Regions from separate parts of the Homo sapiens genome. Here region 1 is linked to region 2. A link is a loop called in an ENCODE intact Hi-C map of the cell type or tissue named here. Cell type or tissue: heart right ventricle. All regions are shown on one strand. Each heading gives the region's core, and the rest is flanking DNA. Links, peaks and the distances in the headings are about the cores only. Region 1 overlaps C19orf44 (chromosome 19 open reading frame 44). Region 2 overlaps AP1M1 (adaptor related protein complex 1 subunit mu 1).

Evidence for each region. Peaks named below come from ENCODE experiments on the same cell type or tissue, not always from the same donor. Only the 100,000 strongest peaks of a DNase experiment are listed, where the experiment ranks them.
Region 1: it touches region 2 in a loop (4-fold over the local background); 1 of 110 quality-filtered maps calls a loop at or near these places.

What each region holds. Positions count from the first base shown.
Region 1 is chr19:16,498,828-16,514,182 of GRCh38, forward strand. C19orf44 (chromosome 19 open reading frame 44) reads left to right here. Exons shown (of 9, transcript NM_032207.4): 2 at 1,965-2,724; 3 at 4,238-4,553; 4 at 7,874-7,947; 5 at 10,672-11,161; 6 at 14,187-14,282. The coding sequence starts at 1,966. Among named protein-coding and RNA genes, the nearest start is that of C19orf44, 10 kb to the left of the region's middle. In heart right ventricle, for the core only: no CTCF peak of the experiment used is centred there; DNase peaks (open chromatin) are centred at 10,522 and 11,014; H3K27ac peaks cover 2,330 bases.
Region 2 is chr19:16,240,705-16,256,059 of GRCh38, forward strand. AP1M1 (adaptor related protein complex 1 subunit mu 1) reads left to right here. Exons shown (of 12, transcript NM_032493.4): 12 at 1-5,202. Among named protein-coding and RNA genes, the nearest start is that of AP1M1, 50 kb to the left of the region's middle. RefSeq lists enhancers at 11,368-11,869, 11,870-12,369. In heart right ventricle, for the core only: CTCF peaks have their summits at 7,074 (motif pointing right) and 7,283; a DNase peak (open chromatin) is centred at 7,077; H3K27ac peaks cover 1,619 bases.

The DNA of each region.
Region 1 (15,355 bases), core at 7,115-15,114, 260 kb after region 2:
GCCCGGCTAATTTTTTGTGTTTTTAGTAGAGACGGGGTTTCACTGTGTTAGCCAGGATGGTCTCTATCTCCTGACCTCATGATCCGCCCACCTCGGCCTCCCAAAGTGCTGGGATTACAGGCGTGAGCCACCACGCCTAGTCTGTTACTGGCATTTAAATGTTACTGAGCACTTTTTCATGTCCCACACAGAATATATAGGAATCCTATGAGGGTAGTAATTGTTATTTTTACAGATGAGCAGGCTGACACAGAGCGATTAAGTAACTTGCCCGGGGTCACACAGACCAGGAAGTCTGCATTATTTCTGCCAGGCATATTTTTCTGTTCTCTGACCCCTGTGGTCAGTCCTGTGCTGGGCACTCCTAGTACAGGGTAGTTAAGATAGGAACAAGCAAACAAGTTTATTCGGGAAACAGATTGTTAATAGGAATCATAATTCATTCTTGTATAGAATCTTTTTTTTTTCTTTTTTTTTGAGACGGAGTTTTACTCTGTCACCCAGGCTGGAGTGCAGTGGCGCAGTCTCGGCTCACTGCAAGCTCCGCCTCCCGGGTTCATGCCATTCTCCTGCCTCAGCCTCCGGAGTAGCTGGGACTACAGGCGCCCGCCACCACGCCCGGCTAATTTTTTTGTATTTTTAGTAGAGACGGGGTTTCACCGTGGTCTCGATCTCCTGACCTCGTGATCCACCCGCCTTGGCCTCCCAAAGTGCTGGGATTACGGGCATGAGCCACCGCACCCGGCCTGTAGTTTTTCATCTTTTAAAGTCTTTGTAATCTTCGGAAGCCTTTGTAAGTCTTGCAGTGGGTTGTTCATACTCTTTCAGGGGTATATGGGAACTCTGAGAATATGATGAAAGCTCTGATATTTCTACCTAGAAAAATATACACATACGGTAAAGATTTGCTGGCCTGCTGGGGAGCTGTGCCTGTCCATAGCCCCCCTCTTTCCCAGGGTAGCGGTTCTTCTTTTTTTTTTGAGACAGAGTCTCGCTCTGTCGTCCAGGCTGGAGTGCAGTGGTGTGATCTCGGCTCACTGCAACCTCCACCTCCCGGGTTCAAGCGATTCTCCTGCCTCAGCTTCCTAAGTAGCTGGGACTACAGGTGGTGCCACCAGGCCCGGCTAATTTTTGTATTTTTAGTAGAGACGGGGTTTCACCATGTTGATCAGACTGGTCTTGAACTTATGACCTCGTGATCCACCCACCACGGCCTACCAAAGTGCTGGGATTATAGGCATGAGCCACCACGCCTGGCGCTTGACTAATTTTTGTATTTTTAGTAGAGATGGGGCTTTGCCATGTTGGCCAGGCTGGTCTCGAACCCCTGGGCTCAGGTGATCTGCTTGCCTTGGCCTCCTAAACTGCTGGCATTATAGGTGTGAGCCACTGAGCCCAGCCATTGGTAATGGTTCTTACACTAAGTGAAATCTGATTTTCTGGGGGCTTGTTAAATACAGGGATACCTCGATTTTCACACGTCACCTTATTGCTCTTTCAGGTAATTTGTCTTTTCTTTTTTCTTTTTCTTTTTTTTTTTTTTTAGACAGGGTTTCACTCTGTAGCCCAGGCTAGAGTGCAGTGGCAGGCATGGTGGTGTGCACCTGTAGTCCCAGCTACACAGGAGGCTGAGGCAGGAGGATCACTTGAGCCTGAGAGGTTGTGCACCACCACGTCCAGCTAATTTTTGTATTTTTAGTAGAGACGGGGTTTCACCATGTTTGCCAGGATGGTCTCAATCTCTTGACATCGTGATCCACCTGCCTCGGCCTCCCAAAGTGCTGGGATTACAGGTGTGAGCCACTGCACCCAGCCTGGTCATTTTCATTGTCATCCTTGGGCTTGAAGGGAAGACTGTGGCTGGGTTGCAAAAGACAGTGTGAGCTTTTGCCAAGTAGGAGCCATTGAATGCTCAATACAAACAGCAGGTACTCTTATGCAAAATTGCTCCTCTTCCTCCACAGAATGGCTTCTGCAAGGAAAGCCAGCCGTCCCATGCGTGATGTTTTTGGTGACTTCAGTGATGTTTCCTTGGAAGATTCAACAATGGAAGAAATCAGAAACTTCCAGATCAGTAGAAATCTTACCAAAATAGCACCTGGTCATAGCAGATTTCTAAAAAGAAACCAAACTCTAGATGAGAAACACTTACTCCTGAAAGAGAACCCTGTGCTCGGGAGTGGACCCAGGCTTGCCTCATGTAGACCGCCCACCACTGCCTCCAGGATCCGAGCCAATGCCGCACTCATGAAGCTGGCCCAGCTGGAAACCCGGATCATGAATCGGAAGCTGCAGAGGAATTTGTCTGACACGGAATCTGACTCAATGACCGCCGATGCTGGTCTTCCAAAGAGAGCTGACAGAATCCTCTCTGGGGGTGCACTCGAACTCGCGTCCCAGAACACAGACAAAACTTCCCAGAATCAAGCCCGTGAACTTCCTGTCACCGAAAATAATGCACAGAACGCGAAGGTCAGTAGGTTTCTAAAGAAGAAACAAGCACCTGTTGAAAACATATCCCCTGAAGCACCTGCTGGGAAAGAGAGGACTTTGCAAACCCCCAAACAGAAAGAACCTGCTAGAACATTTGATTCTCCAGACAGTGACGAAGAAGAAATGAAAGTATTGCTAGGAAGCTTGATGGACTCTTCTAGAGAAAAAAACACGAATCAAGGCTTCAGCAGCGCTAACGTCAGCGAGGAAGAAGAAAGAAAACTATTTTCGGTGAGATTTTTTTTTTTTGGTAAATTTATTTTAATTTATTTAATTTAATTTTTTTTTTGAGATGGAGTTTTGCTCTTGTTGCCCAGGCTGGAGTGCAATGGCACGATCTCTGCTCACCGCAACCTCCACTCCTAGATTCAAGTGATTCTCCTGCCTCAGCCTCCCGAGTAGCTGGAATTACAGGCATGCACCACCACGCCCAGCTAATTTTATGTGTTTAGTAGAGATGGGGTTTCTCCATGTTGGTCAGGCTGGTGTTGAACTTCCGATCTCAGGTGATCTGCCCGCCTCAGCCTCCCAAAGTGCTGGGATTACAGGCATGAGCCACCATGCCCGGCCGGTGACTGGCTACTTTTTTGTATTTTTTTTTTTTTTGAGACCAAGTTTCGTTCTTGTTGCCCAGGCTAGAGTGCAGTGGCGTGATCTCAGCTCACCGCAACCTCCACCTCCCAGGTTCAAGTGATTCTCCTGCCTCAGCCTTCCTGAGTATCTGGGATTACAAGCATGCACCACCATGCCCGGCTGATTTTGTATTTTTAGTAGAGACAGGGTTTCTCCATGTTGATCAGGCTGGTCTCCAACTCCTGACCTCAGGTGATTTGCCTACCTCAGCCTCCCAAAGTGCTGGGATTACAGGTGTGAGCCAGTGTGCGTGGCCTATTTGTGGAATATTTTCTTTCTTTCCTTTTTTTTTTTTTTTTTTTTGAGATGGAGTCTCATTCTGTCACCAGGCTGGAGTGCAGTGGCCTGATCTCGGCTCACTGCAACTTCTGCCTCCTGGGTTCAAGCAATTCTTTTGCCTCAGCCTCCCGAGTAGCTGGGATTACAGGAGCATACCACCACGCCCAGCTAATTTTTGTATTTTTAGTAGAGATGGGGTTTCATCCTGTTGGCCGTGATGGTCTCGATCGCTTGACCTCATGATCTGCCCGCCTCGGCCTCCCAAAGTGCCGGGATTTACAGGCGTGAGCCACCACGCCCAGCCTTGTGGAATTATTTTCTACTCCCAACATTATCTTACCTAAATATTGTACTGTGACTTTCAGAAATGAAGAGAGAAAGGGGATGCAGTAAGAGAAAAATGTGATACCTGTGGTCTTGGTCTCATGCTCCCCGCTAATTGCACTGTCTGTTTAACCATAAGAACTTTTAGGTATCAGCCAGGTATGGTGGCTCACACCTGTAATCCCAGGGTTTTGGAAAGCTTAGGTGGGTAGATTGCTTCAGCTGTGGTCAAGGCCAGTCTGGGCAACATGGCAAAACCCATTCCTACAAAAAAAAAAAAAAAATTAGCCAGGTGTGGTGGCACATACTTGTAGTCCTAGCTGCTTGGGAGGCTGAGGTGAGAGGATTGCTTGAGCCCAGGATGTCGAGGCTACAGTGAGCTATTGAGCCACTGCCCTCCAGCCTAGGCAACAGAGTGAGACCCTTTCTCAAAAAAAAAAAACAAAAAACAAAAAAACAAAAAACCTTAGTTGTCATAAGTTTGTTAATTTCAAGTGTTTTATATCAGGTCCCATCTCAACTGAGAGCATTTACTGTACCCAGCGTGGAACTCTCCAGCGCAAAGCCTTCTCAGACATCACACCTGCCAACCTCCCTGGCAGCAGACAGAACCCTTCACAGCACTCGCTCAAGAGCAGACTACCCACAGAGTCACGTTTCCAGTGACACCGCCTCCCACACGCCGTCAGTTTCCATCACAGGCGCCTTTTCAAACTCAGTGTCTTTAAAGATGGGGCATGTCAAGCTTGTGTCCTCCCCGGGAAGGAGTGAGGCTGAGACTGTGGACGAGCCAGTCTCAGAAGGTGCTGATGACAGCCTCGACGGTAATCCCAGTCCCGGTGCAAAGCCAGTACCTTGGGCAGGAAGGGTGGGGCCACCTTTAGAGTCCCTGACGCAGTGGTCATGGGGCATTGCCACAGGCAGGGAGTTTTGAGTCGCATCTCACACTCAGCTTTCTAACTTTCTTGTCTGGTTGAGGGGCCAAGTCCGATTTTTGTGCTATCTTTATTTATTTATTTAATTCTGAGACAGGGTCTTGCTCTGTCGCTCAGGCTGGAGTGTAGTGGGCATGATCAGGGTTCACTACAGCCTCAACCTCCCAGGCTCAAGCAATCCGCCTGCCTCAGCCTCCTGACCAGCTGGGACCACAAGCGTGTGCCACCACACCGGGCTAATTTTTGTACTCTTTGTGGAGACCAGGTTTCACCATGTTGTCCAGGCTGATCTTGAGTTCCTGGCCTTAGGTGATCTGCCTGCCTTGGCCTCCCAAAGTGCTGGGATTACAAGTGTGAGCCACTACACCTGGCTTACCAACTCATCTCTTGAGTCAATTTAAACCTGTTGGAAGCTGTTGGAGGCTAGGCCTGGTGGCTCACGCCTGCAATCCCAGTGCTTTGGAAAGCCTAGGCAGGAGGAGTTTGAGACCAGCCTGGCAACATGGTGAAACCCTGTTTTTACAAAAAATACAAAAATTAACTGGGTGTGGTTGTGCGCACCTGTAGTCCCAGCTGCTGGGGAGGCTGAGGCAGGAGGATCGTTTGAGCCTGAGAATTGGAGCCTGCCTGGGAATTGGAGGCTGCGGTGAGCTATGAACACACCACTGCACTCCAGCCTGGGTGACAGAGCAAGACTCCATCTCTAAAAAAAAATTTTTTTAAACCCAAAAACCTGTTGGGGCACCAGAATCTCCACAGAGAACCCCACACTCCTGGGTCCCGGCACACACTTGGTTCAGGCACTGGCCTCCACCCTAAGGTTCTGTGGTGCCTTTGACTTGCTGTACTATTTTTTTGTTTTTTAGAACTCTTTTTTTCAGAACTCACAGTCTATTAACTTGCTGTAAATGACAACATAGGATGCTTTGGGGCCATGTCTCAGGTCTGCCCCTGCTCCACAGTCTTCCCACTCTTTCCCCCCAGCTGGCTGGCTGCCCTGCCACCTCCCACCCCTTACACCACACACGTACTTCTCAGCAACTTCCAACAGTACACTCTGATCAGCTGCTAATCTGTCTAGACCAGGGGCTAGCAGGCCTGTCTTCTGTCTGTTTTTTTTTTTGTTTGTTTGTTTTTTTGAGATGTTGCCCAGGCTGGGGTGCAGTGGCGTGATCTCAGCTCACTGTAATCTCTGCCTCCCAGGTTCAAGTGATGCTCCTGTCTCAGCTTCCCAAGTAGCTGGGACTATAGGCGCACGCCACCATGCCTGGCTAATTTTTTGTATTTTTAGTGGAGACGGGACGGGGTTTCACCATGTTGGTGAGGCTGGTCTTTTTTTTTTTTTGAGATGACATCTCGCTCTGTCACCCAGGCTGGAGTGCAATGGCGTGATCTCGGCTCACTGTAACCTCCGCCTCCTGGGTTCAAGCGATTCTCCTGCCTCAGCCTCCCAAGTAGCTGGGACTACAGGTGCCCACCACCACGCCCAGCTAATTTTTATACTTTTAATAGAGACAGGGTTTCACCATGTTGGCCAGGATGGTCTCGATCTCTTGACCTTGTGATCCGCCTGCCTCCGCCTCCCAAAGTGCTAGGATTACAGGCGTGAGCCACCGTACCTGGTGGTCAGGCTGGTCTTGAACTCCTGACCTTGTGATCTGTTCTCCTCAGCCTCCCAAAGTGCTGGGATTACAGGCATGAGCCACTGTGCCCGGCCCTGTCTTCTGTCTGTTTTTTTTTTGACAGAGTTTTGCCCTTGTTGCCCAGGCTGGAGTGCAATGGCGTGATCTTGGCTCACTGCAACTTCCGCCTCCGAGATTCAAGCAATTCTTCTGCCTCAGCCTCTCGAGTAGCTGGGATTACAGGCTCTTGCCACCACGCCCAGCTAATTTTTCTATTTTTAGTAGAGACGGGATTTCAACATGTTGGCCAGGCTGGTCTTCGACTCCTGACCTGAGGTGATCCACCTGCCTCGGCCTCCCAAAGTGCTGGGATTACAGGCATGAGCCACTGCACCAAGCCTGTCTTCTGTCTTTATAAAGCTTTCTCAGAAGGCAGCCACGCTCCTTCCTTTACACATTGTCTATGGCTGCTTTCACACTATGACATTGGAGCTGAGTCAGTCTGTCCCCAAAAGCTGGAAATTTCCCAGCTAGCCTTTTATTTTTTATCATTATTATTATCATTATTTGTTATGATAATTATTTTTGAGACGGAGCCTTGCTCTGTCACCCGGGCTGGAGTGCAGTGGCATGATCTTGGCTCACTGCAACCTCCAACTCCGGGTTCAAGCGATTTTCCTGCCTCAGCCTCCTGAGTGGCTGGGACTACAGGCACGTGCCATCACACTTGGCTAATTTTTGTATTTTTAATAGAGATCGGGTTTCACCATGTTGACCAGGCTGGTGTTGAACTCCTGGCCTCAGTTGATCTGCCCATCTCGGCCTCCCAAAGTGCTGGGATTACAGGCGTGAGCCACCATGCCCGATGATTATTATTATTTTTTAGAGACAGGGTCTCTCTATGCTCCAGGCTGGAGTGCAGTGGTGTGATCATAGTTCACTGCAGCTTTGAACTGGTCTCAAGAGATTCTCCGGCCTCAGCCTCCTGAGTAGCTGGGACTACAGGCACCCGCCACCACGCCTGGCTAATTTTTTGTATTTTTAGTAGAGACAGGGTTTCATTGTGTTAGCCAGGATGGTCTCGATCTCCTGACCTTGTGATCTGCCCGCCTCGGCCTCCCAAAGTGTTGGGATTACAGGCGTGAGTCACCGCGCCTGGCCATGTCTTCATATCTTTCTAAACATTTGTGGGAGATTAGGCTGGCTGCGGTGGCTCACACCTGTAAACCCAGCACTTTGGGAGGCCGAGGCAGGTGAATCACTTGAGGCCAGGAATTCAAGACCAGCCTGGCCAAATGGTGAAATCTTGTCTGTACTAAAAATAGAAAAATTAGCCGGGCGAGGTGTCAGGCACCTGTAATCCCAGCTACTCAGGAGGCTGAGGTGAGAGAATCACTTGAACTTGGGAGGCAGAAGTTGTGGTGAGCCAAGATCGTGCCACTGCACTCCAGCCTGGGTGACAGAGTGAGACTCTATCTCAAAAAAAAAAAGAAAAGAAAAGAAAAAAGAAATTTGGAAGGTTTGTAAAAATTTATGGAGTAAATAAGAGAGTAAATGTAAACGCTTATACTCATTTTTTAATTACAGAGTTTAGAATAAATATTTTATCGCTTGACGGTCTGGCTCCAGCTGTCAGTGAGAACTCCGATTTGGAACAGGAAGTAAGTACAACAAAGTCATTTTTCATGGTCGATTGTTTTTGGCTTCAACATTTTTTTTTTTAAATTTTTAAAAAATTTAAAAATTGAGGCAGGGTCTCACTATGTTGCCCAGGCCGTCCTCAAACTGGGCTCAAGCAATCCTCCCGATTCAGCCTCCCAAAGTGCTGGGATTACAGGTGTGAGCGACCATGCCTGGCCCAATGTCGATTCTTATGTGGAAAAGCAAGTAATGTTTCATTTAGGCCTATAGTTTTCAAATCTGCCCCCCAGGGGACATTGGCAATGTCTGGTGACATTTTGGCTGTCATGACTAGGGGGTGGGTGACAGATGCCACTGGCATTGTGAGTGGGTGGAGGCCAGGAACACTGCTCCATATTGTGTAATGCACCGGGTGGCCCCCAGCTGCCAAGAATGTTGTGGCCTCTGATGTCAAGAGTGCAGTAGGTGAGAGACCCTGATTTAGGTGCTAACAGGATGAAGCTACCTTGGTTAGCTGGTGATTAAAGCACATCCCACGTAAAGCCGCCCATGACAACATCTGCACGGAGGCAACACTTCACCAGCCGTATCCAGTCACACTCCCTGTTGTGATTTTTGTCCTGGTGGCCACCGGCACTGTCAGATACACGTGTTGGTTATACACAGTGATGACATTTTATTTTTATTTTAAAATATTTATTGTTTTTATTTTATTATTATTATTATTTTTTATTTTAAACTTTTTTTTTTTTTTTGAGAGAAGTCTTGTTCTTATCCCCCAGGTTTGAGTGCAATGGCTCGATCTCGGCTCACTGCAACCTCCACCTCCCGGGTTCAAACGATTCTCCTGCCTCTGCCTCCCAAGTAGCTGGGATTAAGTCCCCTGCCACCATGCCCAGCTAATTTTTGTATATTTTAGTAGAGACGGGGTTTCACCATGTTGGCCAGGCTGGTTTCGAACTCCTGACTGCAAGTGATCCACCTGCCTTGGCCCCCCAAAGTGCTGGGATTACAGGCATGAGCCACTGCGCCTGGCCTATTATTATTATTATTATTATTATTATTTTGAGACAGAGTCTCGCTCTGCTGCCCAGGCTGGAGTGCAGTGGTGTGATCTCAGCTCACTGCAAGCTCCGCCTCCTGGGTTCACACCATTCTCCTGCCTCAGCCTCCCGAGCAGCTGGGACTATAGGCGCCCACCACCAGGCCCGGATAATTTTTTTTGTATTTTTAGTAGAGATGGGGTTTCACCGTGTTAGCCAGGATAGTCTCGATCTCCTGACCTCGTGATCCGCCCGCCTCGGCCTCCCAGAGTGCTGGGATTACAGGCGTGAGCCACCACGCCCGGCCTTAATTATTATTTTTTTGAGACACAGTCTCGCTCTGTCGCCCAGGCTGGGACTACAGTGGCACAATCTCAGCTCACTGCAACCTCCACCTCCTGGTTTCAAGCAATTCTTGTGCCTCAGCCTCCTGAGTAGCTGGGATTACAGGCACCCGCCACCCTACCCCACTAATTTTTGTATTTTTAGTAGAGATAGTTTCACCATGTTGGCCAGGCTGGTCTCCAACTCCTGACCTCAGGTGATTCACCCACCTTGGCCTCTCAAAGTGCTGGGATTACAGGCATGCGCCACCATGCCTGGCCCAATTTATTTATTTTTGAGACAGGTCTCACTCAGGCTGGAATGCAGTTGGGGGATCATGGCTCACTTCATCCTCGATGTCCTAGGCTCAAGCAATCCTGCCCAGCCTCCTGAGTAGCTGAGACTACAAGCGTGCACCCATGCCTGGCTAATTTTTTATTTTTTTGTAGAGATATGGACCGGCTGGGTTGTCCAGGCTGGTCTTGAACTCCCAGCTTCAAGCAATCCTCCTGCCTCGGCCTTTCAAAGTGCCGAGATTACAGGTGTGAGCCATTGCCCCCAGGCATGATGAAACTTAATTTTTAAAATATTTTTTTTCTTACAGAGGTAGGGTCTTGCTATGTCTCCCAGGCAGGTCTTGAACTCCTGAGCTCAAAGGATCCTGCCGCCTCAGCCACCTAACATTTCATCAGTCCATGATGAAATGTTTTTTTTTTGAGACAGAGTTTTGCTCTTGTTGCCCAGGCCGGAGTGCAATGGTGTGATCTCAGCTCACCATAACCTCTGCCTCCTGGGTTCAAGTGATTCTCCTGCCTTAGCCTGCTGAGTAGCTGGGATTACAGATACGTGCCACCATGTCTGGCTAATTTTGTATTTTTGGTAGAGACGGGGTTTCTCCATGTTGGTCAGGCTGGTTTCAAACTCCCAACCTCAGGTGATCTGCCCGCCTTGGCCTCCCAAAGTGCTGGGATTATAGGCATGAGCCACTGTGCCCGGCTGAAAATTTTTTAATTTTTTTTTTCTTATAGAGGTAGGGTCTTGCTGTGTTGCCCAGGCAGGTCTTGAACTCCTGAGCTCAAAGGATCCTACCGCCTCAACCACCTAAAGTCCTTAAGTCCATGATGAAATGTTAAATGCCATCCACGTGCCACCTAAGCATGCGTCACACCATCAGGATTCCTGCAGCCCCGTGGACATGCCGTACTGAAGACGCCACAGTTCTGTTTAGAATACTCCGTGCCCACATCTAATGAGGACCTGGTGTGTCCCCTTGTCTGCGGGAGTGCTGCAGGTCCCCAGCTCCTAGGAGTGCAGTGTTCCTAGCATGTTGATATTTCCAAAACACTTCCCAGCCACCTCTGCCATTCTTCATTTTAGGAGGAAAGTGCTCAGAGACAAAAAACAGCTGGCAAAATCTTCAGAGCCGAGGCGTCCACTGGGCAGGATGCCCCGAGGCAGGCCCAGGCGAGGAGCTGGGCATCACAGGGAAAGGCCGCCTCTGCAGAGGGGGATGAGAGCGAGGTCTCGGAGCATCTCAGTGCCAGCTCGGCTTCTGCCATCCAGCAGGACAGCACTTCCAGCATGCAGCCACCATCTGAAGCCCCCATGGTGAACACAGTCAGCTCAGCTTATTCGGAGGATTTTGAAAACTCTCCAAGTCTGACAGCATCTGAGCCAACCGCCCATTCCAAGGAGTCTCTTGACAGAACACTGGACGCTTTGTCTGAATCCTCTTCAAGTGTGAAGACAGACCTTCCACAAACAGCCGAGTCTAGGAAAAAGTCGGGCAGGCACGTGACAAGAGTGCTTGTGAAGGACACAGCTGTGCAGACGCCAGATCCTGCCTTCACCTACGAGTGGACCAAGGGTAAGCCTTGGGGCCCGTGGGGGCCGGGGCAGCCGGGACAGGAGCTCAGCGTGTGGTTTACAGCATCCTGGGAGACACGTGGGAGAGCTCAGGTTCCTGAGATTTGGGCTCTTGTTATTAATCACCTGGAGGGGTTGGCCAAGCAAGGTGGCTCACGCCTGTAATCCCAGCACTTTGGGAGGCCGAGGCGGGAGGATCACTTGAGGTCAGGAGTTCAAGACCAGTCTGGCCAACACAGGGAACCCTCATCTCTACTAAAAATACAAAAATTAGCTGGCTGTGGTGGTGTGTTCCTGTAATCCCAGCTACTCAGGAAGCTGAGGCTTGAGAAGAACCCGGGAGGTGGAGGTTGCAGTGAGCTGAGATGATGCCCCTGCACTCCAGCCTGGGTGACAGAATGAGACTCTGTCTCAAAAAAAATAAAAGTCACCTAGGGACCTTGGCTCACCATTTCCTCTTCCATGGACGAGGGACAGCCGCCCTCGTGTGTCCCGATGTCTTCCTAGCCCTGAAGCATTCAGAAGGATCAGAACCAAGGACTAGGGTAGCACCTCCCACAGGATGATTCACGGGGGGACTCCAGCAAGGTCTGGAGACATTATTAGTTGTCACAACTCAGGGTGGGGAATGCTATCGGCATCTGCTGGGTGGAGGCCAGGGGTGCTATTCCACACCCCGCAGTGCACAGGATGCCTTTGTCCTGGAGAATGAACACCCTGGGTGACTTTCCAGATATTTCTCTCTCTCTCTCTCACTCTGTTTTTAGAGATGGGGTCTTGCTATGTTGCCCAAGCTGGAGTACAGTGACCCAATCATAGCTCACTGCAGCCTCAACCTCCCTAGGCTCAGGTGATCCTCCTACCTCAGCCTCCTGAGTAGTAGGATTACAAGCATGCGCCCCCATGCCTGGCTAATTTTTATATTTTTTGTAGAGACAGGGTCTTGCCATATTGCCCAGCCTGGTCTCAAACTCGTGGGCTCAAGCAATCTGTCAGCCTTAGCCTCCCAAAGTGTTGGGATTACAGGCGTGAGCCACTGCACCCGGCCCTGTATCTTTTTTTTTTTTGAGATGGAGTCTCACTCTCTTGCCCAGGCTGGAGTGTAGTGGTGCGATCTTGGCTTACTGCAACCTCCACCTCCTGGGTTCAAGCGATTCTCCTGCCTCAGCCTCCTGAATAGCTGGGATTACAGGTATGTGCCACCACGCCCAGATAATTTTTGTATTTTTAGTAGAGATGGGGTTTCACCATGCTGGCCAGGCTGGTCTCAAATTCCTGACCTCGTGATCTGCCTGCCTCGGCCTCTCAAAGTGCTGGGATTATAGGTGTGAGCCACCGCACCTGGCCCCCTGTATAATTTTAAAATGTTCTTTGTAGAGACAGGGTCTCCCTATGTTCCCCAGCCTGGTCTTGAACTCCTGGGCTCAAGTGATCCTTCCACCTGCTCATGTTGGCCCCCCAAGGTGCTGGGACTACAGGCATGAGCCACCATGCCTGGCCTTCGGGCATTTCTCTCATTCCCAGCTTCAGTCTCGGCTCTTGCTGGTGGAAAGGCCCCATTCTTTTAAACATTCCCATGTTATTATTTTATTTTATATAATTTTATTTTATGAGATGGGGTCTCGCTCTGTTGCCCAGGCTGGAGTGCGGTGGCACAATCTCGGCCCACTGCCTCCTCCACCTCCTGGGTTTCAGCGATTCTCCCACCTCAGCCTCCCCAATAGCTGGGACTAGAGGCGCCTGGCTAATAAACATTCCCTTTTAATATCTCTTTTCTCATCCATATGGCTCTTGACAAGGTAGACTGGATGTGAAAAATGATGTAGTTCCCAGCCTGGCCAATATGGTGAAACCCCGTCTCTACTAAAAATACAAAAATTAGCCTGGTGTGGTGGCACGCATCTGTAGTCCTAGCTACTCGGGAGGCCGAGGCACAAGAATCGCTTGAAACCAGAAGGTGGAGGTTGCAGTGAGCTGAGATCGTGCCATAGCACCCCAGCCTGGGCGACAGAGTGAGACTCTGTCTCAAAAAAAAAAAAAAAAAAAAAAAAAGGCAATGTAATTCTCACTGGATCTATTTGTTTTGATTTGGGGGCTTAACCTAACATCAGCCTGACGGGCCCCCCAGGAGAGGGTGAGTGGTGTCTGTTTCTCAGGAGGGAAAGTCAATCACATGGACTGAGTCAAATCACCTTGGAGGTGTTAAATGGTATTTTCAACCTGGGATCTGGGCTCAGAATTGTTTGTGTCTCTCTGCACTTCTGTCCATATTTTTGGCAATTTAGGGATGCTTTCATGAAACACTGGCGAGGCTGTTTTCCTAGACTAGGACTGACAGGGAAAGGAGAAAGAAAAAACAGCAGCCATAAACACGCTGGCCTCAGAGCCCAGAGAACACGCAACATCCTGAGGTCAACAGTGACCCTTAGAAGAAGGGCTGGGAAAGCACATCCTCCACTGCTCTCGACTGCAGCCACCGTGAGCCGGAGCCACCGCTGCACCCAGCTAGGATACCCGTGCCTTGAGCCAAGAAAACCTAGCAGAAAAATGGAGGCAGCCTTGGGAAATACTTGAAAGGGGAAGAGGGTAAAAAAAAGTAAAGAAGGGCCGGGTGCGGTGGCTTACACCTCAGCACTTTCAGAGGCTGAGGCAGGAGGATTGCTTGAGCCTAGGAGTTCAAGACCAGCCTGGGCAACATAGGGAGACCCTGTCTCTACAAAAAATTTTAAAAATTAGCCAGGCGTGGTGGCGCACCTGTAGTCCCAGCTACTTGGGAGACAGATGGGAGGATTACGTGAGCCCAGGAGGCTGTAGTGAGCTGTGATCATGCCGTGCACTCCAGACTGGGCAATAGAGCAAGACCCTGTCTCAAACCAAAAAAAAAAAAAAAAAATGCAAGAGTGGCGATCACCTTCAGAAAGAGGGAAGAACAAGGTCACGTAGTTTATTCCAGGGTCGTATCTGTGGACCCGAAAGTCATTTCTCTGCGTCCTGCCTGCTTACCCCTCTCTTTGTCCCCGAGATAGTGGCCAGCATGGCAGCCATGGGGCCTGCCCTGGGAGGCGCCTACGTGGACCCGACACCCATCGCCAATCATGTTATCAGTGCAGATGCAATAGAAGGTAACAGCCCGGCTCGGGGGATCCTTCCTGTCACATTTTACAGGACTCATTTCACCTGCAGATTCACACCCACTCTGGAGGTGTGGCACCCCTTGCATGCTGGCTTCCAGGGGTCCATTGGGCAGGGATTATTGCAGCCACAGGCACCTGCCATGAGGAGAGAAAAGGTGTGGATGCCCTTGAACCTTCTGTCTCTTGCAAAGAGACACCAATGTCACACAAAACAAGAGGGTGAAGAGTGATGCTTCTGTGCCCTGCACCCCAACAAGGCCACTTTTTTTGTTTGTTCGTTTTGAGACAGTCTCGCTCTGTTGCCCGGGCTGGAGTGCAGTGGCGCGATCTCCACTCACTGGGACCTCTGCCTCCTGGGTTCAAGCGATTCTCCTGCCTCAGCCTCCCGAGTAGCTGGGATTACAGGCACCTGCCACCACGCCCGGCTAATTTTTGTATTTTTAGTACAGACAGGGTTTCTCCATGTTGGCCAGGCTGGTCTCGAACTCCTGACCTCAAATGATCTGCCCACCTCGGTCTCCCAAAGTTCTGGGATCACAGGCCTGAGCCGCCCTGCCTGGCACAAGACCACTTTTGTTTTGTATGTTCCCCTTGGTGGCATTACATCAATAAGCCATAGTTTATTTCCCCTGAAGACATGTATTTGACTGATGCTGAGTTGCACAGCCTGGGTAGACATTCCCTTGCCTCCTGGGCTGAGTCTGTGTGGCCCTCACAAAGGCTCCAGTCCAGCCTGAGGCATGAGGGAGGGGCCCCAGCAGCCATCTTAGAGAGTTTAGTCTTTGTCGAGTCCAGTGGAGCCAATAAAGGCTTGTGATACACGTAGGGGTCCATCTGGTACCTACTATTTTTTTCCCTTTTCAATTTTTTAATTTTTTTTTTTTGAGACGGAGTCTTGCCCTGTCACCCAGGCTGGAGTGCAGTGGTGTGATCTTGGCTCACTGCAACATCTGCCTCCCAGGTTCAAGCGATTCTCCTGCCTCAGCCTCCCAAGTAGCTGGGACTACAGGTGTCTGCCACTACACCTGGCTAATTTTTTTTTTTGTTTTTTTAGTAGAGAT
Region 2 (15,355 bases), core at 2,159-10,158:
CTCCCAAAGTGCTGGGATTACAGGCATGAGCCACTGCGCCCAGCCTGAAAATCTTGAAATTTTAAGATCCAGGAAACCGTTGAGTCCAAAGCATGATACACAAACCTAAATTCGTAACTAAAATAATCATAGTCGAACCACAGAACATATCAGACTCAGGGAAGATCCTAACAGCAACACTAAGAGATTAAAATGTCTCTCCAAAGAGCAATTGGACAGAGAACTGGTTTCACAACTGGAACAACAAAAGTCCGAAGATAGAGCATGGCTTCAAATTACTGAGAGAAGTGCAGTCTAGAATTCTGAGCCCACCTCATCTGTAAAAGGTAGGACAAGCCGGGCATGGTGGCTCCCGCCTGTAATCCCAGCACTCTGGGAGGCCGAGGCGGGCAGAGGTCAGGAGTTTGAGACCAGCCGGACCAACAAGGAGAAACCCCATCTCTACTAGAAATACAAAATTAGCCAGGTGTGGTGGCGGGCACCTGTGTTCCCAGCTACTTGGGAGACTGAGGCAGACAGAATTGCTTGAACCAGGGAGACAGAGGTTGCAGTGAGCCGAGATCGCGCCACTGTACTCCAGCTTGGGCAAAGTGAGATTCTGTCTCAAAAAAAAAAAAAGACAAGATAAAAACAATTTATCAATAACAGATTCCCCGAAAAAAGGAACTTGTGTACATAAGGAAAGGAAGAAAGATGTGAGAAGGAATGCCGGAAAACCTTAGAAACCATTGGATCTGTCTAAACTGTCATTGACTGTGTAAAGCAATAATAACAGTGACTAACGTATAGAGTAGCGACAAAAGGCGCAACTGAAGTACTAGACAACATCCTGGTGTTCATGCCTTTCAAGGTCACTATGCTATTTGGGAGGAGATTCGGCTAAAGTCCACGAGGGCCACGTATTTATATATAATTTCTAGACCAGTGGTTGGAAAAGGGTTGAAAGAAAACTTTTAACAGATTAATAGGAAGAAGGAAAAGAGAAGGAGGCGTAGAAAAATCAGGAGGCACTGGGCGCGGTGGCTCACGCCTGTAATCCCAGCACTTTGGGAGGCTGAGGCAGGCGGATCACCTGAGGTTGGGAGTTCGAGATCAGCCTGACTAACATGAGAAACCCCGTCTCTACTAAAAATATAAAATTAGCCGGGTGTGGTGGTGCATGCCTATAATCCCAGCTACTCGGGAGGGTGAGGCAGGAGAATCGCTTGAACCTGGGAGGCAGAGGTTGTGGTGAGCTGAGATCGCGCCATTGCACTCCAGCCTGGGCAATGAGCGAAACTCCATCTCAAAAAAAAAAAGAAAGAAAAAGAAAAAGAACAATCAGGAGGCCAGGTTCAGTGGCTCATGCCTGTAATCCCAGTGCTTTGGGAGGCTGAGGCTGAGACAGGTGAATTGCTTGAGCCTAGGAGTTTGAGACCAGCCTGGGCAACATGGAGAAACTCTGTCTCTACAAAAATTAGCCAGGCATGGTGGCGCACACCTGTAGTCCAAACTACTCAGGAGGCTGAGTTGGGAGGATCACCTGAGTTCAGGAAGCTGAGGCTGCAGTGAGCTGTGATTGCACCACTGCACTCCAGGTTGGGTGACAGAGTGACACCCTGCCTCAAAAAAAAAAAATAAAATAAAGGAAAAATCAGGATAAATGCAGGGATGTTCTAAACTTTTTAAAATAATAAATAATAGTACTTAAAACTGCACTGGGACTTTTGGGACACCCCTAGCATCTCTGGCTGCAGAAAGCATAAAATAAGATTGTAGAAATAAATCCAGATATTAGGAACCACAACAGGTGTAAATGAAGCAAAGCTGCTAGTTGAAGATGTTGTCGGATTGAACTGAAATACAAAATCCTGTGATATCCTGTTTATACGCGATACATCTAAAATGTAAGTACACAACACAATTGAAAGTAAAAAAACATTAAAAGATGTGACACTTAAAATATAAGCACACAACACAGTTAAAAGTAAAAAGACATTAAAAGATGCCAAAAGAAATCTCATATGGTTATATTAATTCCAGACAGAATAGATGTATTTATTTATTTATTCATTCATTTAATTTTTTGAGATGGAGTCTCGCTCTGTCGCCCAGGCTGGAGTGCAGTGGCGCGATCTTTGCTTACTGCAACCTCCGCCTCCCGGGTTCAAGTGATTCTCCTGCCTCAGTCTCCTCAGTAGCTGGGATTACAGGCATGCACCACCATGCTTGGCTAAATTTTTTTATTTTTGTATTTTTTTTATTTTTAGTAGAGACAGGGTTTTGCCATGTTGGCCAGGCTGGTCTTGAACCCTGACCTCAGGTGATCCACCCCCACTGGCCTCCCAAAGTGCTAGTGGCAGGTGTGAGCCACCACACACGGCCAGAATAGACTTTAAAGCAAGAAAGCAAAAGAAAAAATGTATTAGATCCCCGAGAAGTTTCCACACAACTCCAAGAATTATTATTAGAGTTCCCACTCTCTGAGGAATTTTCAAGAGAAATTAGTTAGAATTCAACAAGAAATAAATTACTTTAAAATATTTCCAAATATGAGAGGTTTTTTTTGTTTTTGTTTTTGTTTTTGTTTTTGTTTTTGTTTTGAGAAAGGGTCTCTGTTGCCCAGGCTGGAGTGCAGTCAGTGGCACGATGTCAGCTCACTGCAACCTTGGCCTCCTAGGCTGAAATAGTCCTCCCATCTCAGTCTCACAAGTAGCTGGGATTACAGGTGAGCACCACCAAGCTCAGCTATTTTTTTTTTTTTTTTGTATTTTTAGTAGAGATGGAGTTTTGCCATGTTGCCCAGGCTGGTCTTGCACTTGGGCTCAAGTGATCCACCTGCCTCAGCCTCCACAGTGCTGGAATTACAGGTGTGAGTCACCATGCCCAGCCAATATGAGAGATTTTAAAGCACATTTTTCAATCACCATGTGTCAAAGAAGAAAATATAATGGAAGTTAGAAAATATTAGAGAATGGCCAGGTGCAGTGGCTCATGTCTATAATCCCAGCACTTTAGGAGGCTGAAGCAGGTGAATCACTTGAGCTCAGGAGTTCGAGACCAGCCTGGCCAACATGGCGAAAATCCATCTCTACTAAAAATACAAAAATTAACCAGGTGTAGTGGCACACGCCTGTAAATCCCAGCTACTCAGGAGGCTGAGGCCCAAGAATGGCTTGAACCCTGGAGGCAGAGGTTGCAGTGAGCTGAGATTGTGCCACTGCACTCCAGCCTGGGCAACGAAACGAGAGTCTGTCTCCAAATAAATAATTAGAGAATATTTTTCAATCTGGATGCAGGTGACATGGGTGTGCTCTCGAGAATCCATCAAGCATTGATGATTTGCACACTCTTTTGTGTATATGTTACACTTCAGCAAAAACATTCACAAAGGGGAAAAAGGCAAAAGATACTTAAAGCAGCCAGAGGTAAAGACACATCACCTTCAGACATGACAACCAGACAGACAGACAGCTGGCTTTTCAAAGGAACCCAGAAAACAGTTGGGTGACATTTTCAACATGCTAAAAGAAAACCACTAACCCAAATCAGAGACCCAGCAAAAGTATTTCAAGAATGAGGTTACAGTAAAAACATTTTGCAGACAAATAACGAAAGAGTTTGCCAGCAGCAGGCTAACACTAAAGAAAATTGTAAACAGTGTACTCACATCAGGCACAAGGAAAGTGATCTCAGACGGAAGGGCATGATGCAAGAAGAAATAAAAGCAAAGAAGTAGAAAATACATGAGAAAATCTAGACAAAGATTGCATAAACAGTTTCTGGAGTTTTTTTAAGTGATAGAATTATACAACAGGAAAAAAAGTCTGCAGGGAGTAAACTGAGTTAAAATGTTCCAAGTTAATGACTGTCTGGGAGGAGAATAAATAACATGGATACACTTTGGGAGGCCGAGGCGGGCGGATCACGAGGTCAGGAGATCGAGACCATCCTGGCTAACACGGTGAAACCCCGTCTCTACTAAAAATACAAAAAATTAGCCGGGCGCGGTGGCGGGCGCCTGTAGTCCCAGCTACTCCGGAGGCTGAGGCAGGAGAATGGCGTGAACCCGGGAAGCGGAGCTTGCAGTGAGCCGAGATTGCGCCACTGCAGTCCGCAGTCCGGCCTGGGCGACAGAGCGAGACTCCGTCTCAAAATAAATAAATAAATAAATAAATAACATGGATAAAATTTGTTGTTTGTTGTTGTTGTTGTTGTTGTTGTTGTTGTTGAGACGGAGTTTCGCTCTTGTTGCCCAGGCTGGAGTGCAATGGCGCGGTCTTTGCTCACTGCAACCTCTGCATCCCGGGTTCAAGCTATTCTCCTGCCTCAGCCTCCTGAGTAGCTGGGATTACACGATGCGCCACCAGGCCTGCCTAACTTTGTATTTTTGGTAGAGGCGGGGTTTCTCCATGTTGGTCAGGCTGGTCTCAAACTCCCGACCTCAGGTGATCCGCCCGCCTCGGCCTCCCAAAGTGCTGGGATTACAGGCATGAGCCACTGCGCCCAGCCAAATCTGCATTTTGATAAGTATGCATTTTACTATCTAAGGGAGCTAAAACATTTTTATTATTTTAGCACTGTAACTTTGCTTTTCTTCTTTGTTTTGTTTTTTTGAGACAGAGTCTCACTCTGTCGCCCAGGCTGGAGTGCAGTGGCGTGATCTCAGCTCACTGCAACCTCCACCTCCTGGGTTCAAGCAATTCTCCTGCCTCAGCCTCCTGAGTAGCCAGGATTACAGGTGCACGCCACCACACCCAGCTAATTTATGTAATTTTATAGAGTTGTGGTTTCACCATATTGGCCAAGCTGGTCTAGAACTCCTGGCCTCAAGTGATCCACCTGCCTCGGCCTCCCAAAGTGCGGGGAGACCAGAATTCCACCCAGAATGACCTCTCTGTTCCTAGGAGTGTGACAGCATTTGGGGGGGAAAATAGCGTAGAGTTGGAATTTTTAAAATTCAGTTTGACAAAATGACTTTTAGCTGGAGCATTAAGTCCCTTTACATTTAATGTAATAACTGATATTACATTTAAGTATAAATTTAAATCTACCGTCTTACTTTGTTTTCTATTTTTGTCCTTTCTATGTTCTCTTTTATGTCCTCTCTGGATTTATTACAGATTGTTTGTGGCTTTTAAAAAAAGTCATTGCTTGAATGATGAGAGCTTATATTTAAAAAGGCAGGGGGCTAAAATAAATAAATAATTTAAAAAATAAAAATAAAGTCATTGTTTTCCTTTGAATGTTTGAGAGTTACAATTCTAGGCTGGGCGAGGTGGCTCAAGCCTGTAATCCCAGCGCTTTGGGAGGCCAGCCCAGGTGGATCACCTGAAGTCAGCATCGTGAAACCCCATCTCTACTAAAAATACAAAAATTAGCCGGGCACAGCGGCATGTGCCTGTAATCCCAGCTACTCGGGAGGCTGAGGCAGGAGAATCACTCGAACCTGGGAGGCGGAGGTTTCAGTGAACCAAGATCTCACCATTTCACTCTAGCCTGGGCAACAAGAGCAAAACTCCATCTCAAAAAGAAAGAAATATATATGAGTAGATATTAAATGTGTACACATATATACATATATAAAGGCTAAAATAATGATCTAAGCCTCCATCTCAAGAAGTTAGAAAAAGAACAACAAAATAAATGTAAGAGCACAGAAAGAAGGAAATAATAGGGAGTAGATACAAAGAAAATGGAAAAGAAACACTCAATAAAGAAAATCAACAAAGTGAGTTTATTTAAAAAAAAATGAATGAAATTGAAAAACCGCTAGGGAAATTGATCAACATGAAAAGAAAGCACACATAGCTGTTACTGGAATTGGGTTGGGGGAGACATTACTATAGATTTAAAGACATTAAAACGATTAGAACAGGACACATGTCTAGGGTTGTGTGAGGTATTCACTTCCCAAGGGTAGAGAGCTTCTGCTCACCAAGCTGTGATCCCTGGCCTAGAGTTCCAGCCACATAGCGAGAAAGGGGTTTCTTTTTCTAATTCACAAAACACGATACAGGCTAGTGGACCCCCAAATAAAAGAATATTTAGAATAAAACCCTATCAAAAAAAAAAAACAATAGCTAGAACAGTATGAACAATGCTAGGGGCTGGGTGTAGGTGGCTCACGCCGGTAATCCCAACACTTTGGGAGGCTGAGGCAGCTGGATCACCTGAGGTCAGGAGTTTGAGACCAGCGTGGCCAACATGATGAAACCCCGTCTCTACTAAAAATACAAAAAATTAGTTGGGCATGGTGGCAGGCACGTGTAATCCCAGCTACTCGGGAGGCTAAGGCAGGAGAATCGCTTGAACCTGGGAGGCGGAGGTTGCAGTGAGCCGAGATCACGCCACTGCACTCCAGCCTGGGCAACAGAGTGACTCTGTCTCAAAAAAAAAAAACTACACTTGATCTTAGCCAAAAGGCCAAGACACGATAAAATAATAATAATAATAAATGATGCTAAGGAAAAGAGTGACTTGCTGAAGGACGTTGTCCCCATTATGTGTGCAAAGTTTAAAATTACATGAAACAAAATGATGTATTATTTATGGCCAAATAATAAAAGATAGAGCCATCATCAGCATGTCTGTGATGGCCTAAGACCATCTTTTAATAAAGATTGTAATTCAGGTCATTCCCCTCCCCTGCTCAAAATCCTCCCATGGCTCTCCAGTGCCCTCAGAGTAAAGTCCCCGCTCCCTTGTCCTCCGGGTCCAGCTGGTCCTCCTCTGGCTTCCACTCTCGCCTTTCCTCCCTCTTCACCTGCCACTCGCGCCTCTTTGCCCCAAGCTTGTTCTCACCTCAGAACCTTTGCAGTTGCCAGTGCCTTCTGTCTGGTGCACCCTTGCCTCCGCTGCCTCCTTGAAATTCATTGCTCAACTCAAGTGTCCCCTCCCCTCCAGCCACTCCAGCTTGTCGAAACATGCAGCTGTGATTTGTTCCACTTTTGCTGGCACACCCCTGGTCTGCCTAGAAGTTCCACAAGGACACCCCCGCCCCATCTGATTTGTCACTGCTGTGTCTCTAGGGTCCAGAGCAGTACTGCTCTGGGACTGGGATCTGGGGATGCAAGGCTCTGCCAGCCGTGACCACCAGGGGGCATCCACGGGTCAGAAACCACGGCTTGGAGACCCACCCGGCCAGGCCACAGAGAGAGGTGTGCGGGACAGGCCTGGGAAGAGGGAGACTCCAGCCCTCTCTGAACACAGCGACCCCAACACCACTGCTATCCTTCCTGAGGGTCCTCCCTGCAGCCTGATGGTGAAGATGAGGAAACTGAGGCTCAGAAAGGCCACAGGGGACGGGCGCGGTGGCTCATGCCTGTAATCCCAGCACTTTATCACTTGAGGTCAGGAGTTCAAGACCAGCCTGGCCAACATGGTGAAACCCTGTCTTTACTAAAAATGTCAAAAAAAAAAAAAAAAAAAAAGCTGGGCATGGTGGTGGGTGCCTGTAATCCCAGCTACTCAGGAAGCTGAGACAGGAGAATCGCTTGAACCCAGGAGGCAGAGGTTACAGTGAGCCGAGACCATGCCACTGCACTCCAGCCTGGGCAACAGAGTGAGACTCTATCTCAAAAAAAAAAAGCCACAGAAATGTCAAACACTCCTTCCCCCTCCTCACAGGACATTGACAGGGAAGCTACAGATGGAGGGTGGGTGGGGACGCTGGGGTCCCTGGCCTGGCTGGGAGGACCAAGTCAGGGCAGCCAGGCTCAGACTGACCCTGCTGTCCATGAGGAGCCTCAGCTCACACAGGCAGCCCAATCCCTGCCTGGGTTCAGCAGCTCCCATTGCACACATGGGGAAACTGAGGCTCAGAGACAGGCTGGAGCTGGACTCTGTACACCAGAACCCGGCAGGTCCTGCCACACCATTGCTGCCCAACGAATCCTCCCCAGCTGCCATCTGTGCTGGGGCTTGGGGACTCAGTGTGGACGACAGCAGGCGGGTGCCCCTCACCCACTTCCCACCAGTTCCCTATTCAATAGATGGAGAACTGAGTCTGAGCCCACCCAGCTTCATCCAGGGGCTACAAACTCAGACTACCCCCCACAAGAGGAAACGCCCAGTGGCCTGCCCCTGGAGTGGGTAGGGAAGCCCCGTGTTCAAAGCTGTGCCCCACAAACCTGGCTCCCCGTGCTGTGTGACCTTGAACAGGCTCCTTGCCCTCTCTGGGCCTGTTTCTCTGTCCACTGGGGGCCTCTTCATGCCATTTTGTTAGAAGAGTCTCTAAAAGAAGAAAAAGATCACTTGTCAACCAATTAAGAACTGCTCAGATGCTCTTTCTAAGCACTGAGGTTCTTTTACATGACACAAAGACCCTGATATGGCCAGTGCGCTGTTGTTTATTGAAATTGAGGTGAAATTCACATAACACATGGTTAACCATTTTATTTTATTTTATTTTTTATTTGAGACAGGGTCTCACTGTGTCACCCAGGCTGGAGTGCAGTGGTGCGATCACAGCTCACTGCAGCCTCGGCCTCCTGGGCTCAAGCGATCCTCCCACCTCTGAGTAGCTGGGACAACAGGCGCATGCCACCATGCCTGGCTAATTTTTGTAGTTTTGGGTAGAGACAGGGTGTCACTAGGTTGCCAGGGCTGGTCTTGAACTCTTGGGTTCAAGCGATCCTCCCGCCTCGGCCTCCCAAAGTGCTGGGCTTACAGGTGTGAGCCACCGTGCCCGGCTACAGTTAACCATTTGAAAGTGAACAATTCAGTGGCATTTAGGACATTTGCAATGTCGTGCAACCTCTGTCTGATTCCAGAACATTTCCATCACCCCAAAAGGAAACCCCGTCCCCATCAGCAATCACTCCTCATTCCTCTTCCCCAGCCCCAGGTAACACCAATCTACCTTATGTCTCTATGGATTTGCCTGTTCTAGGCATTTCATATCAATGGAATCTCACACTACGTGGCCTTTTGTGTCTGGCTTCTCTCACTCAGCATTGTGGGGATTTATTTGTTTGTTTGTTTGTTTTTTGAGACGGAGTCTCGCTCTGTCGCCCAGGCTGGAGAGCAGTGGCACGATCTCAGCTCACTGCAACCTCTGCCTCCCGGGTTCAAGCGATTCTCCTGCCTCAGCCTCCCAGGTAGCTGGGATTACAGGCTCCCGCCACCACACCCGACTAATTTTTCGTATATTTAGTAGAGAAGGGGTTTCACCACATTGGCCAGGCTGGTCTTGAACTCCTGACCTCAACTGATCCGCCCGCCTCAGCCTCCCAAACTGCTGGGATTACAGGTGTGAGCCACCATGCCCGGCCAACATCAGGTTTTTGAGGTTCACCCTTGTCACGGCATGGATCAGCGCTGCATTCCTTTTTACGGGTGCATAATATCCCACTGCATGGATAACTCACATTCTGTGTATCAGTTCATCTGCCAACAAAAATGAAGGCTGTTACCACCTTTCAGACATCATGAGCCATGTTATGAACTTTCACACACAAGTGTCTGTTTAAACACCTGCTTTCAATTATTCCCGGTATATACCCAGGAATAGACTCCCTGGATCATATGGTAATGTTAGGCTTAACTTTCTGAGGAATTTCACAATTTCACCGTGTGTGTGTGAGTATGTGTGTGTGTGTGTGTGTATGTGTGTGTGTGTGTGTGTGTGTGTGTGTGTGTTTTATAAGGCCCCTGGCCAAACTGGGAATATAGTGCCTAGAAATTTCTGGCAAGTTCTTTTCTCTGAGCGCTTTCCTCTGCATCAACCCGTCCCTCCCACCAGAGCCTGCTCGACCCTGGCTGACCATAGTCCCCTTCCAAAGCGACCCCAGCCCGCCCAGCCTCAGGGCAGTATCTGCACCTGTGTTATGTCCCCATCATCCATGCTTTGAATGCTACTGATATTTTGTATACTTAAAGTGCTACCCAGGCTGGGCGCGGTGGCTCACACCTGTAATCCCAGCTCTTTAGGAGCCGAGGCAGGCCGATCACCTGAGGTCAGGAGTTCAAGACCAGCTGGGCCAACATAGTGAAACCCTATCTCTATTAAAAATACAAAAAATTGGTCGGACATAGTGGCTCAAACCTGTAATCCCAGAACTTTGGGTGGCCAAGGCGCATGGATCACCTGAGATCAGGAGCTCGAGATCAGCTTGGCCAACATGGTGAAACCCCGTCTCTACTAAAAATACAAAAATTAGTCAGACGTGGTGGTGAGTGCCTGTAATCCCAGCTACTCAGGAGGCTGAGGCAGGAGAATTGCTCAAACCTGGGAGGCAGAGGTTGCAGTGAGCCAAGATCACGCCACTGCACTCCAGCTTGGGCGATAGAGGGAGACTCAGTCTTAAAAAAAAAAAATTAGCCAGGTGTGGGGGTGCGTGCCTGTAATCCCAGCTACTCAGGAGGCTGAGGCAAGAGAATCACTTGAACCTGGGAGGCAGAGGTTGCAGTGAGCCGAGATCAGACCACTGCACTCCAGCCTGGGTGACAGAGCGAGACTCCATCTCAAAAAAATAAAAATAATAAATAAAATAATAAATAAATATATAAATAATAAAGTGCTGCCCAAATTGTTTTGTTTTAGAGATTATAAAAACAGAAAAAGGGGGTGGGCACAGTGGCTCATGCCTGTAATCCCAGAACTTTGGGAGGCCGAGGCGGGCGGATCACGAGGTCAGGTGATCAAGACCATCCTGGCTAACAGTGCGAAACCTCGTCTCTACTAAAAATACAAAAAATTAGCTGGGCATGGTGGTGGGCGCCTGTAGTCCCAGCTACTCGGGAGGCTGAGGCAGGAGAATGGCGTGAACCCAGGAGGCGGAGCTTGCAGTGAGCCAAGATTGCGCCACTGCACTCCAGCCTGGGCGACAGAGCAAGACTCCGTCTAAAAAAAAAAAAAAGAAAAAGAGAGATGACCCATGACCCATCTCTCTTCTTGGAGCTCCTGTGGGCTCAGGCTGGAGAAAGTTAGTGGGTGTGTCCTTCTGATTAGAGGACCCCTCACCACCCAGACTCTTCTGGCAATCTCCAGCTTATTTTACAAAGCCCAGCTCTGATGACCCCTCCTTCAGGCAGCCCTCCTGGATCTCCCAGGAAGGTCCTGGCTCTGGCTTATCCCTGACTATTCAGAGCTGGGCTGTGTCGTGAAAGGCCTCAGTGCTCTCTTCCTTTGCTTTGCCTTTTTTTTTTTTTTTTTTTTTTTTTGAGCTGGAGTCTTGCTCTGTCGCCCAGGCTGGAGTGCAGTGGAGCGATCTTGGCTCACTGCAACCTCCGCCTCCCAGGTTCAAGCGATTCTTCTGCCTCAGCCTCCTGAGTAGCTGGGACTACAGGCGTGCACCACCACGCCCAGGTATTTTTATTTATTTATTTGTATTTTTAGTAGAGATGGGGTTTCTCCATGTTGGTCAGGCTGGTCTCGAACTCCTGACCTCAAGTGATCCGCCCGCCTCAGCCTCCCAAAGTGCTGGGATTACAGGCGTTAGCCATCATGCCTGACCAGTTCTCTTTCTTTGGTGCTCACCCTTTTGTCCAACACCCCAGAGACGCTTCTGAGACCCATGGTGCTTGCTGAAAGCATCTGGGCACCTTCTCAGTGCTCAGCCCTTGTCCAGGCCCACAGGCAGCTCTCTGCCCAGTCTGAGTGTCCCCTGAACTCTCCAGCCCCACTCCTGACCCTCATTCATTCATTCGTTTGAGTATTTATGGAGCACCTGCTGTGTATGTACAGAGACTCAACTGACACAGACAGACAAAACCCCAGTCCCGGGGAGTCATGGGATGGGAGACAGATGACCTTGACTGTCACCACATGGCACATGGGTTGTCGGGCGGGCAGGCGCAGGAGGGGAGGCGAGGACACAGCAGGATGGAGACCCCAAGTCCCTGGAGACGGGGCCCTGTACTGGGGGCTGGGGCTGTGAGGAGGGCACGGGGGAGCCACAGCGGGTTCTGGGCGTCAAGGCCACCTCTGGCCGCCGATGGGAGAGGGAGGAACCCGGGCAGGAGGGAGGTCAGGGCGCCAGGGCGGGAGCAGGGAGCGATGGTGGGGCCCCACTGGAGAGCGGGTGGGGAGGGAATTGTGGGATTTGGGTGCAGCCAGAGAGAGTGGAAGAGGCTGAGGCCAGCAGGGTTGTGGGGGTGGGGAGGTCATGGGGTGAGGGTGGCGTGGAGGGGCCCCCACACCCTTTGGGCAGCATACACATCTGACCAAAGATTCAGTTCCTCAAAAATGCCACATTGGCGCGTGTGTGCACATGGGCAGAGCATGCACACGGACACGCACGACACACACAGGCACACACACCTGCACACAGAGACACACGATATACAGAGAGGTATACAGACAACACACACAACACAGACACACACACACAACACATGGATGCACACACACACAGACACACAACACACAGAGACAGAGACACAGAGACACCACACACCACACACATACAACACAGAGACACACACATAACATATGCACATCAAACACAACTACGCTCAACATAGAGACAGACACACACAGAGACATGCAACACACAGAGACACACACAGAGACACACATACAACACACACAGACACATACGCAGAGACACACAACACACAGACACACAGAAACTGACAACAGACACACATACAACACACACGTACAACACAGAGACAAACGCATAACACAGATGCACACATACAACACTCACACACATCAAATACAACTACACACAACACAGAGAGACATACAGCATACAGACACACATATAACACACACAACACATGTGCAACACAGATATAACACATAGATGCACACCAAGCACACACAACACACACAGACACACAAAACAAAACTACACACACAACACACAGACACACAACATGCACAGAGACACAAGCATACAACAGCCACAGAGACACACAGACACCATGCATACAACACAGACATACACATACATCGCTTGAACCCGGAAGGCGGAGGTTGCAGTGAGCCAAGATCGTGCCACTGCACTCCAGCCTGGGTGACAGAGCGAGACACCGTCTCAAAAAAAAAAAGCCCATTTTGCAGAAGAAAACTGAGGTCAGAGAGCAGAGGCAATGTCCCCAAGCTCTGAATAGTCAGGAGTGAGCTGGAGCCAGGACCTTCACGTGGCAGGGACACAGGGCAAGGACTGGCACGTGCCAGCTCCCAAGACAGCAGGCTGGGAGCCTCCCTGCAGCCCAGAACATTCCCATCCCCACGGCAGTTCCTGCAGGGCCCCTCCCCCGCCCCGCCTGCCCTGACGCTGAGCTGAGCACATTTCCCATCCCACCCCTGGCTCTGTTCCATTCCAAGAGAAACAGGTTGCACCTGCACAGTTCCCAGAAGGCCCTGGGCAGCAGGAGGCCAGCCACGTGAGTGGGTGTGTGTGGAGACGTGCAGTCACATTGCAGCCCCCACCATGCCACTGCGCAGGAGGAGCAGGGCCACGGGTAACAGAGCCACTAAGAGGGGCGTGTGGGGCACTGAGCACTCAAGCACTGGAGCCAGCCAGACCTGAGTACCACCCAGGCTCAGCCACTTGCCAGCCTTTACCTCAAAGGAGGGAGGAGGGTTTTTTTTTTTTTTTTTTTTTTGAGAGTCTCACTCTGTCACCCAGGCTGGAGTGCAGTGGTGTGATCTCGGCTCACTGCAACCTCTACCTCCTGAGTTCAAGCAATTCTGTCTCAGCCTCCCTAGTAGCTGGGATTATAGGCATGTGCTACCACACCTGGCTAATTTTTGTATTTTTAGTAGAGACAGGGTTTCACCATGTTGGCCAGGCTGGTCTCGAACCCCTAACCTCAAGTGATCTGCCCGCCTCGGCCTCCCGAAGTGCTGGGATTACAGGCATGAGCCACTGCGCCTGGCCTTCTTCTTTTTTTTTTTTTTTTTTTTTTTTTGAGATGGAGTCTTGCTCTGTCACCCAGGCTGGAGTGCAATGGCACAATCTCAGCTCACTGAAACCTCTGCCTCCCGGGTTCAAGCGATTCTCCTACCTCACAGGAGGGTTCTATGAGGGGGCTTGGGAGATGTGTGCAGGAGGGGCCCCAGCAGGCCGGGAGAGCTACATAATATAACATAAAGTTCACCATTTTTAAAGTGAACAATTTGGTGGCATTCAGTACATTGACAATGTCATCCAACCATGACCTCCACTTCCAAAGGAGACCTCATCCCCATCAGTAGCCATTCCCCATTCCCCTCCCCCAACCCCTGGCAGCCACTCCTCTGCTTCCTGTCCCTATGGATTTGCCTGTTCTGGGCATTTTATATCAGTGGAATCCTACACCGTGTGTCCTTTTGTGTCTGGCTTCTCTCACTCAGCACCGTGTTTTTGGGGGCTCATCACGCTGTAGCATGGGGCAGTGCTTCCTTCCTTTTCATGGCTGCATTGTATTCCATTGTGTGGATGAAACATGTTGTGTTGACCTGTTCACTTGTTAATGGGCACTTGAGTTGCTTCCACTTTGGGGCTATTGTGAATAGCGCTGCTGTGAGTGCATGTGTCTGTGTATGTGTGTGTCTGTCTGTGTGTCTATGTGAGTGTGTGTGTCTGTGTGTCTATGTTGTGTGTCTGTGTGAGTGTGTCTGTGTGTCTGTGTATGTGTGTGTGTCTGTGAATGTGTGTGTCTGTGTGGGTCCATGTGTCTGTGTGTGTACGTGTGTCTGTGTGTGTGTGTACGTGTGTCTGTGAGTGTGTGTGTCTGTGTGTGTGTGTATGTGTGTACAAGGATTTGTTTGGTTCTTCCAACACACTTTTTGTGTTCTATGACCAGGAGATCCAAGTAACTCAGGCCCTTGGAGGGAGGTTCTGATTTACTGAAAAAAAAAAAAAATTCCACATTATACTCATGACTTGAAAAACATTAAAAGAGAACCAAACTGGCTGGTTGCGGTGGCTCACACCTGTAATCCCAGCACTTTGGGAGGCAGAGGTGGGCAGATCACTTGAGGTCAGGAGTTCGAGACCAGCCTCACAAAACCCCATCTCTACTAAAAATACAAAAATTAGCCGGTCGTGGTGTTGGGCACCTGTAATCCCAGCTACTCGGGAGGCTGAGACAGGAGAATCACTTGAACCTGGGAGGTGGAGATTGCAGTGAGGCAATATCGCGCCACTGCACTCCAGCCTGGGTGACAGAGCAAGAATCTATCAAAAAAAGAGAGAGAAAGAGAGGGAGACCCAAACCAACAGTTTTCCCTCACCCCTCGCCCCTCAGCCCCTCCCTATGTTGCGGCTCAAAAGCCCCAAACCCAAGCCAGGGAGTGGGGGACCAGTGCGTGGGCAGACACTGCATCCTCAAGGGTGAACCATCCCGGGAAACTGTAGCCCCTCTGATGGGAGGGAAGGAGAGGACAACCTCAGAACGTCTCAAAGCCAGGCTGCTTCGGGTCACAGGCCTGAGT